Linked DNA regions of Homo sapiens: region 1 is linked to region 2. Evidence: chromatin loops called from intact Hi-C (ENCODE). Cell type or tissue: IMR-90. All regions are shown on one strand. Each heading gives the region's core, and the rest is flanking DNA. Links, peaks and the distances in the headings are about the cores only.

The links. Hi-C counts contacts between places; a loop is a spot of excess contacts. Peaks named below come from ENCODE experiments on the same cell type or tissue, not always from the same donor. Only the 100,000 strongest peaks of a DNase experiment are listed, where the experiment ranks them.
Region 1: a loop joins it to region 2, with 2.7 times the contacts of the local background. A loop is called at or near these places in 1 of 110 quality-filtered maps.

The regions. Positions count from the first base shown.
Region 1 is chr14:34,592,333-34,596,332 of GRCh38, forward strand. It overlaps SNX6 (sorting nexin 6), which reads right to left. Exons shown (of 14, transcript NM_152233.4): 8 at 713-818. Among named protein-coding and RNA genes, the nearest start is that of SNX6, 36 kb to the right of the region's middle. In IMR-90, for the core only: no CTCF peak of the experiment used is centred there; a DNase peak (open chromatin) is centred at 1,889; H3K27ac peaks cover 250 bases.
Region 2 is chr14:35,011,949-35,018,266 of GRCh38, forward strand. It overlaps SRP54 (signal recognition particle 54), which reads left to right. Exons shown (of 16, transcript NM_003136.4): 9 at 1,398-1,546; 10 at 1,854-1,954; 11 at 2,796-2,882. Among named protein-coding and RNA genes, the nearest start is that of FAM177A1, 31 kb to the right of the region's middle. In IMR-90, for the core only: no CTCF peak of the experiment used is centred there; no DNase peak of the experiment used is centred there.

The DNA.
Region 1 (4,000 bases), core at 1-4,000, 420 kb before region 2:
GAGCTGAGATTGCACCGCTGCACTCCAGCCTGGGCGATAGAGACTCTGTCTCAAAGAAAAAAAAAAGAGCAAGTGCATGGCCGGAAAGAATATAGAGACTACTCGTCCAGTTTGTTGCCACTGACTTGATTTGTATGTAATTACGCAGCAGCAACTTTATCCATCATCGGTGTAAATGTCAACATGGTGAAAAAGGCAAAAACTATCACAGTATCATTATAAAAATAGTTGTTGTTTTGTTGCTGTCTAGACAGTCTCACTCTGTCACCCAGACTGAAGTATGGTGGTACGATCCATCACAGCTCACTGCAGCCTCAACCTCCCAGGCCCAAGGCATCCTCCCACCTTAGCTTTCCTAGTAGCTGGGACCACAGCCATGCGGCACCACGTCTGGCTAATTTTATTTTTTATATCAGGCTGGTGCAATACAAACAGGATCTTACTCTGTTGCTCAGGCTGGTCTTGAATTCCTGGGCTCAAGTGATATTCCCGCTTCAGCCTCCAAAAGTGTCGTGATCACAGGCGTGAGCCACTGTGCCCAGCTGAAAATAGTTTTGACCTCACAGGCTCACTATAAAAGGGCCATGGAGCCTAGGCTCCAACAGACCAGTTTGAGAACTACTGCTCTATATTAAGACTTTTTCAAACTATAATATGAACTTTATAATTATTCCATTAAAAGATATAAGCTTTAGCCACAGAAAAATCTTACTTTTGTGGGATCTTGTCATTCTATCAGATTTAGCAGATGCATCCTTAACTCGGTTATGATACTCCAAAAGAAATGTTCGTTCGTGCTCAAAGAAATCATCTACATCCTATAAGATCAAAAGAAAATATAAACTTTTTTCACTTATTTGCTTTAGTTTTATATGTAAATAACTATCATTATAAATATAAAAGATCATCAGTAAAATAGCATACCTATCCTCAGTCAGATGTTATTATACTAATTTCACCAACAAGACTTTAATAGACATGCATTTCTATCTATCAAGTAAGAAATCTTCTATGACTTTGCAACTGAAGGCTTAGTGCTCCCCATATAGGTCCAAGTTCACGTGCTGTACTCTTTTTTTTTTTTTGAGATGGAGTCTCACTCTGTCACCTAGGCTGGAGTGCAGTGGCGTGATCTTGGTTCACTGCAACCTCTGCCTCCCGGGTTCAAGCGATTCTCCTGCCTCAGCGTCCCAATAGCTGGGACTACAGGTGCACACCACCACACCCAGCTAATTTCTTTTCTTTTTTTTTTTTTTTTTAGGCAAAGTCTCGCTCTGTCACCAGGCTGGAGTGCAGTGGCGCGATCTTGGCTCACTGCAACCTCAGCCTCCTGGGTTCAAGTGATTCTCCTGCCTCAGCCTCCTGAGTAGCTGAGACTACAGGCAAGCGCCACCACGCCCAGCTAATTTTTTTTTTTTTGTATTTTTAGTAGAGACAGGGTTTCACCACATTGGTCATGCTGGTCTCGAACTCCTCACCTCATGATCCGCCCACCTCGGCCTCCCAAAGTGCTGGAATTACAGATGTGACCCACCACGCCCAGCCTAATTTTTGTATTTTTTTAGTAGAGACAGGGTTTCGCCATGTTGGCCAGGCTGGTCTCAAGTTTCTGACCTCAAGTGATCCGCGCGCCTCGGCCTCCCAACGTGCTAAAGTGCTGGGATTACAGGCATGAGCCACCGCACTTGGCCTCACATATTGTACTCTGAAACATGTTCTTATTTGTGATCTGCCTCTACAATTTTGCTCTTCAATAAACATATTATTGCCAGCAGAAGTGATCAATTCCTTTTAAGGAAAAAGAAAACAGTTCTGGTGGACAGAAGTGAAAATCTATTTTTCTTGGCCTGTTATACATTCTACTGGCCATTCCTGAAGGCTGCCTAGCCTTAGTCATTAAGGCCCTTTCTGACTGCACTGAGGAACCTGACCAAACTATCTGAGAGCAACAATGTGATTAACCACTGTCTTCAACCTTTTTTTTTTTTTTGAAACAAAGCTAGATATACATTAAAAATAAAAATTATTATTATTATCTTCAGACAGAGTCTTGCTTTGTAATCCAGGCTGGACTGCAGTGGTGCAAACATGGCTCACTGCAGCCTCAACCTCCCTGGCTCAAGCAATCCTCCTGATTCAGCATCCCAAGTAGCTGGGACTACAGGCGCATGCCACAACGCCAAGCTAATTTTTGTATTTTTTATAGAGACAGGGTTTTGTCATGTTGTCATGTTGCCCAGGCTGGTCTTAAACTCCTGAGTTCAAGTGACCCACCTGCCTCAGCCTCCCAAAGTGTTAGGATTACAGGAGTGAGCCACTGCACCTGGCACAAAAATAAAATTAATAGTATTTTACCCCCTTCTACATTACCAATCATTAAATGAAAAAGCATCTGCTGACAGGATATAATTGGAGACCCATATCAACAGAACACAAGCAGCAAGAGTCAGTACTGACAAAATGTGACTGAAATCTGTAATTCAGCTGGATACAGTGGCTCACACCTGTAATCCCAGCACTTTGGGGAGGCCGAGGTGGGCAGATCACTTGAGCCCAGGAGTTCAGCCTGGGCAACATGGCAAAACTCTGTCTCTACAAAAAATACAAAAATTAGCTGGGTGTGATGGCACGTACCTATAGTTCCAGCTACTTGGGAGGTTGAAGTGGGAGGATCGCCTGAGCCTGGGAGGCAGAGGTTGCAGTGAGCCGAGATTGGGGCACTGCACAGCAGCCTAAGGCAACAGAGCAAGACCCTGTCTCAAAATGCAAAATAAAATAAAAAATAAATATTAAAATAAAATTCATAATTCATAATATGTAACAGTTCCCTCTCTCTCTTTCGCCCAAGCTGGAGTGCAATGGCACAATCTTGGCTCACTGCAACCTCTGCCTCCGGGGTTCAGGCAATTCTCCTGCCTCAAAAGCCTCCCGAGTAGCTGGGATTACAGCCACGTGCCACCATGCCTGGCTAATTTTGTATTTTTAGTAGAGACAGGGTTTCTCCATGTTGGTCAGGCTGGTCTCAAACTCTTGACCTCAGGTGATCTGCCTGCCTTGGCCTCCCAAAGTGCTAGGATTATAGGCGTGAGCCACTGTGCCCGGCCACAGTTTTCTTAATTGTAAAAATATGGATAAAACTAACTGGCAGGGTTATTAAGATCACACAAGAAAATGTGGGCTACCAATCAACACATTATAAGTGTTCAAAAATGTTATTATTCTATTAATAAAATTATCAAAATTATAATCAACATAGTGGTTTACATTTAATGGCTAAGAAAAATGGTTGATATTAATGCATAAGCAGCATCAAATGGAAGTAAGCTGAGTGCTTCTTGGAAAGCAGCCACAGCACATGCACTGTCAAGTATCCACTGACCTGTCTCTGAAAAATCAGAGTATAAATCAAATAGTACTCTACACACCGATTTTATTATGGATGTGTCTATAAAAACAGGCAATGATGACAAAGCAGCATTCTTTTTTTTCCTAGTATTTGCTTGATAATATAAACATTTTTCTCATATTTTAATGGTAAGAATCTTCAGATAAATCAACTCTTATACCATTTTTAGAACATCATTAAGAAAAGTATAGGTGTTTTCGGCCGGGCGCGGTGGCTCACGCCTGTAATCCCAGCACTTTGGGAGGCCAAGGTGGGCGGATCACGAGGTCAGGAGATGGAGACCATCTTGGCTAACATGGTGAAACCCCATCTGTACTAAAAATACAAAAAAATTAGCTGGGCGTGATGGCGGGCACCTGTAGTCCCAGCTACTCCGGAGGCTGAGGCAGAATGGTGTGAACCCAGGAGGCGGAGTTTGCAGTAGCCCAAGATCGCGCCACCGCACTCCAGCCTGGGCGAAAGAGTGAGATTCTGTCTCCAAAAAAAAAAAAGAAAAAAGAAAAATATAGGTGTTTTCCACACATATTATCTCATTCAATCTTTTTAATAAGTAAGTAAGGTGGGTGGTATTATTAACCCTATTTTGAAAATGGA
Region 2 (6,318 bases), core at 888-4,887:
TGGCTCACATCTATAATCCCAGCACTTTGGGAGGCCAGGGCGGATGGATCACAAGGTCAGGAGTTCAAGATCAGCCTGGCCAACATGGTGAAACTCCGTCTCTACTAAAAATACAAAAATTATCTGGGCATGGTGGTGGGTGCCTGTAATCCCAGCTACCTGGGAGCTGAGGCAGGAGAATAGCTTGAACCCGGGAGGCAGAGGTTGCAGTGAGCCAAGATCACGCCATTGCACTCCAGCCTGGGCAACAAGAGCAAAACTCCATCTCCAAAAAAAAAAAAAAAAAAAATTAGTAATTAGCCTTTAGTTTCTGTTGAATTTCCTTTTTAAAAATTCAGTTGGAAATACTTAGATTTTTAAATACTTTAAAAAATATTAATTATCATTTTGTGTCTCTTTAAAAGTGTGATGGAAACAATTTGGGGGAGGAGAAGCAGTTTATAGATATCTGCAGCATATATTATTAGGAACCCACGTCTTGACATTGGAGTGTTAGCAGTAATTCTTTGGTTTGTGGTTAATGCTAATAAGTTTCTTTTCAGTTATGTTGTTATTTTGACCAAGTTGAGCAGATCTAAGGGAAGTAGCCTCAAGTATATTTTATCCGTTTTCAGTATACACTCTTCTACTTTGATTTGCCTTTGTACTTTTTTTGCCTAGATTGCCATTCTTTCAAATCTTTGCATATAACCTTTTCCTCTTTATTCAGGCCTCAGCTCAAACATTAGGTCCAGAGAGGCCTTCCCTGACTACCTTACTAGAAAATGCCTCCCATACTTCAAAACTGATACTCTGTATCCCATTTTCGTTGTTATACATCTGAAATGTTTATCTATTTATTATATATGTCCTCTGACTAGAATGCAAGTTTCTTAGGACAAATATTTTCTCATTTACCTTTTTGTTCTCATGACCTAGATGGTACCTGATAATACATAGTACTTCAACAAATATTTATGGATTGAATAATTATTTATAGTGTAAATGTTGTAGTTTTTTTTTTTTTTTTTTTGAGATGGAGTTTCACTCTTGTCGCCCAGGCTGGAGTGCAGTGGCATGATCTCAGCTGACTGCAACCTCTGCCTCCCGGGTTCAAGTGATTCTCCTGCCTGAGCCTCTCAAGTAGCTGGGATTACAGGCACTCGCCACCATGCCTGGCTAATTTTTGTATGCTAATTTTTGTATTTTTAGTAGAGACGGGGTTTTCACCATGTTGGCCAGGCTGGTCTTGAACTATCTCAGGTGATCCACCTGGCTCGGCCTCCCAAAGTGCTGGGATTACAGGCATGAGCCACTGCACCTGGCTCTAAATATTGTTTTATAGCTTCTAATGATGACATTTGCTTAGGATCAATAAAAATCTTTTCTAAAGTATCTTTTCTATTTAAACTTTCTAGCAACCTGATAACATTGTTTATGTGATGGATGCCTCCATTGGGCAGGCTTGTGAAGCCCAGGCTAAGGCTTTTAAAGATAAAGTAGATGTAGCCTCAGTAATAGTGACAAAACTTGATGGCCATGCAAAAGGAGGTGGTGCACTCAGTGCGTAAGTATCATTGATACTGTTGTCCTCTGTCTTGGGATTATATGGGGAAGGATATGTGTTTATAGCTTTCATATTGATCATTTAAAATATGTTTCAATAGTGAGCCTAATATGGTTTATAAAGAAAGTTTAAATAGAAACAATTTTGGAGCCTGTCTGATATAGGTCTATTATAACTTGTGAAATGAAACTTGAGTTTTGTACCTTTGTCTAATTAGCTTTGGAGGCGGATTCACTTCGAATTTCAGATCTGCTGGAAATTTGTGGGGTTCTTTTGAGGTTATTTTATATTTTCTTTTTTTTTCCAGAGTCGCTGCCACAAAAAGTCCGATTATTTTCATTGGTACAGGGGAACATATAGATGACTTTGAACCTTTCAAAACACAGCCTTTTATTAGCAAACTTCTTGGTATGTACAGTGGTGGGGATATAGAAAAATCTCCAAGAAATACGATGTATCTTTAGGACAAAATAGGATTTTAATTCTGTCCTCACTAATTTAAGCACATCATTTCTTTCTGTGACTTAGTTTCCTTACCTGTAAAATAGAGATAATGGTTATCTGCCCTCTGTGGTGAAAGTGGTAAAATGAGGTATCTAGTAGAAAGTTCTTTGGAAAAGTTTTAGAGCACAGTACAAAAACAAGTGGTTTTAATAATAGTGGATGTAAGGGCAGTAATACTTTGGCAATGTCTCAAGGTGGTATAGTTAGAGAGCATGGAATTTGGAGTTAAACCCTGGGCTGCAGTCCTTGCTTTGCCACTTGTTTGTTGCCACTTAACTTTTTTTTTTTTTTTTTTTGAGACGGAGTTTCGCTCTTGTCACCCAGGCTGGAGTGCAATGGCGGGATCTCAGTTCACTGCACCTTCAGCCTCCCGGGTTCAAGCGATTTTCCTGCCTTAGCCTCCCAGGTAGCTGGGATTACAGGCGTGCACCACCAGGTCCAGCTAATTTTTTTTTATTTTTAGTAGAGACGGGGTTTCACCATGTTGGCCAGGCTAGTCTCAAACTCCTGACCTCAGGTGATCCACCCACCTTGGCCTCCCAAAGTGCTGGGATTACAGGCATGAGCCACCGCTCCTGGCCATGCCACTTAACTTTCTTAGCTTTGGTTTTCTCATTTGTGTAGTGTAGTAAGAATACCTAACCTATTATAACCTCACAAGGTTATTATGTATGTGAATGTGTTTTGTATAATGTGAAGCAGGGTATAGTATTAGTTGTTAATTTTTCTTTTTTGTATCTTATAGGTATGGGCGACATTGAAGGACTGATAGATAAAGTCAACGAGTTGAAGTTGGATGACAATGAAGCACTTATAGAGAAGTTGAAACATGGTATATGAGTGACAAAAAAGCACTTCATCTCAGATTTCTTCCATTGATTTTTTTTATAAAGTTACTATTAAGTTATTTGAAATGTAATATCTGTTAGAGTCAGATCTTCCACTGCTTATTATTTTAGATGATTTATATGCAAATCATTTAAAATCTCAGGTACCTGAGCAGTTACAGAATTCAGTGTTTTTATTTTCTTTATTGTAATAAAATTAAGATTAAAATAAGGCTTTCACTAGGTTCCTTGAAGTTTTTCTGTTTTTTAAGACAGAGTCTCACTCTGTTACCCAGGCTGGAGTGCAGTGGTGCAATCTTGGCTCACCGCAAACTCCACCTCCTGGGTTCAAGTGATTCTCCTGCCTCAGCCTCCTGAGTAGCTGGGATTACGGGCACGTACCACCAGGCCCGGCTAATTTTTGTATTTTTAGTAGAGATGGGTTTTGCCATGTTGGCCAGGCTGGTCTTGAACTGCTGACCTCAGGTGATCCACCCACCTCAGCCTCCCAAAGTGCTGAGATTACAGGTGTGAACCACTGTGCTTGGCCGGTTCCTTGAAGTTAAACAGGTTAAAAGTAAGTTAGAACACAAGGATGAAATTAAATATACCACATTTTCTTTACCCCACATGAAAGACCACTCCTGTAGAGAAGGATATTATTCTGATTAGGAGCTCAGGTTCTTAAATATAACATACCTGTTTTTGTATCTCTGATCTATTTTTTAGCTTTATAACTTTTTAAATTACTTAGCCTCAATTTTGTCATCTATAAAACGTACATAATACTAACTACTTCATATGGTTGTGAAGATTGCATTCGCTGATGCATGTACAATGTCTGGCACATCATAAACACTCAATGTATATTATTCTCAACCATTCCAGTTGTTCTAAAAATAATCTTTAATTACCGTAGCAACTATTCTGCCTCTTTGCTTCTTCTCACTCATCTTACCAGATAATTGTGCCTTTACTTTTCTCTTAAATGCTGGTGTTTCTCAGGGATCATTCGAAGTTATCTTTCTCAGGAGCTTCAGACTCATGTATCTGTGTTTACTAGACCATTCTTGGATGTTTCATAGACATCTCAAATTCAGCATATCCTTATTCCCATCCCAACCTCTCACCTCGTTGTCTTATCAATGAATATTAATATCATTTATATTGTTGCCAGAGTCAGAAACTTGGGTGTCATTATTATTTCTTCCTCACTCTGCCCACTCCTTTCTCCATCAGTTAACTAGTCCAAGTGTTTCCACCTCCTAAATATCTCCATTCCATCCCCTTCTCTGTAGCTGCCCTTCAACTATGCTAGTTCATCTCTTTCCTAGATCTTCTTATTGTAAGTCTTTCAACAGATCTTCCATCTTCCTGTACTCTTCCCCTTTGATGTATTTTTTCATACTACAGCCCAGAATAATCTTTCAAAACTGCAAATCTGATCCCATTACTGCTTTTCTTAAAATTCTTTAGTGGCTTTCTCTTGCCCTTTTAAAGTTTTTAACTGATTTTACTGTCTAGCTCACATCTTCCATGTTGTGTTTTAGCATTGTTGTTCTTAGTATTCTGTGTGCCAGCTATGCTGGACTTCTTTTAGTTTCTCAAATGTACATTCCTGTCTCTCACATCTGGGCTGTTGCCTTTGCCAGTCCCTCTATCTCTCTTCTTACCTCTGCCATCATCTCCTCTGGCCAAGATGGCTAACTGCTACTTGCACTTCAGATTTCTCCTTAAATGTCCTTCTTCAGGGACATTTCACCTGAACCCTAGACTGAGTTGGAACCTTCTGACAGATGTTTCTATCACTTCCTACAATTAATTTTTATATTATTCAGCACAATTATTTGATGTCTGTTTTTCCTGCTTGAAGGTGAAGGTAGAGGTCATAGCTGGGTTACTCATTTTTTATGTTCACAGTACCTAGCACAGTGTCTGGCACATAGTAGGCCTTCAGCAACTATTGAATGAATGAATTTATCCTTTGTTGCCTGTCTCTTTGCCCCTTTTTTTTCTTTTCTTTTTTTTTTTTTTTCTTCTTTTTTTGAGACAGAGTTTCACTCTTGTTGCCCAGGCTGGAGTGCATTGGCACAATCTCAGCTCAGTGCAACCTCCGCCTCCCAGTTTGAAGCAGTTCTCCTGCCTCAGCCTCCCCATTAGCTGGGACTACAGGCATGCACTGCCACGCCCGGCTAATTTTTGCATTTTTAGTAGAAATGGGGTTTCACCATGGTGGCCAGGCTGATCTCGAACTCCTGGCCTCAGGTGATCTGCCTGCCTCGGCCTCCCAAAGTGCTGAGATTACAGGCATGAGCCACCTTGCCTGGCCGCTCCTTCCTTTTTCTATCTTGGATAATCCTACCACTGTTTCTGCTACCACTATGAAGCTGGGTGTATATTCCTACTCTGTTTCCTTTCTGACTCCTGACTCTCCTTAAGTCTCTACATTTTTGTTTCTATTTCTAATATTCTACTCATTCTGAGATCTCCAAGGGTCTCCTAATTTCCACATGTAGTGACCTTTCTTGTTTTCCTTGGTTCCTAATATTTAAGTGTTTTCTGCCTTTTCTGTTTTCAGACTCTAAGTTCTATGTCTGTGGATTTCTTATATTATTCTAGCTTTAATTATCACTTCTGTATAAATGGCCAAATATGTATTTCAACCTTAATCCTCTCTTCCACTGTTTAATTCTGCGTTTCTAGTTGACTGCTATAACATTTCTTTTAAGATACTGTACTGCCACTTCACATTCAGAATGCCTGAACCAAATACCTTTTCTCTTTTTATCTTTAGGACATAAATAGAAAATACTTTCTCTTTTGGCTTGTTCCATCCCTGTTTTTAAACCTTAGGTTAGTATACATACAATGAAATGCTCAAATCCTAAGGATACCTTTCTTTTTTTGACAAATGCACAGTAACCCACACCCAATCAAGAAACAGAACATTTCCATTACTCTAAAAGGTTTGCTTGTGCCCTTTCCCGGTAATACTTCATATTATAGAAGTCCTGGGCTGTGCATGGTGGCTCACACTGTAATCCTAGTGCTTTAGGAGGCCAAGGTGGGAGGATCATTTGAGGTCAGGAGTTTGAGACCAGCCTGGGCAATGTAGTGAGACCCATATCTCTTAGAAAAATCCAGTGGCATGCATCCATAGTCATAACTACTCTGGAGACTGAGGCAGGCGGTCACTTGAGCTCAAGAGTTTGAGGCTACCAGTGTGTGATGACTGTACCACTTCAATCCAGTCTCAGTGATAGAGCACAACCCTCTTAAAAAAATAAAGAAATTCTGAGTATATCGTTTTTCTTCCAATCTGTTTTCTTTGACTAAGCATATTTTGATATTAATTCATGTAGTTGTACTTATCTATAGTTTGTTCTTTTTATTGCTGAATAATATTTTTTCCACAGTGTATCCATTTTCCTGTTCATAGAT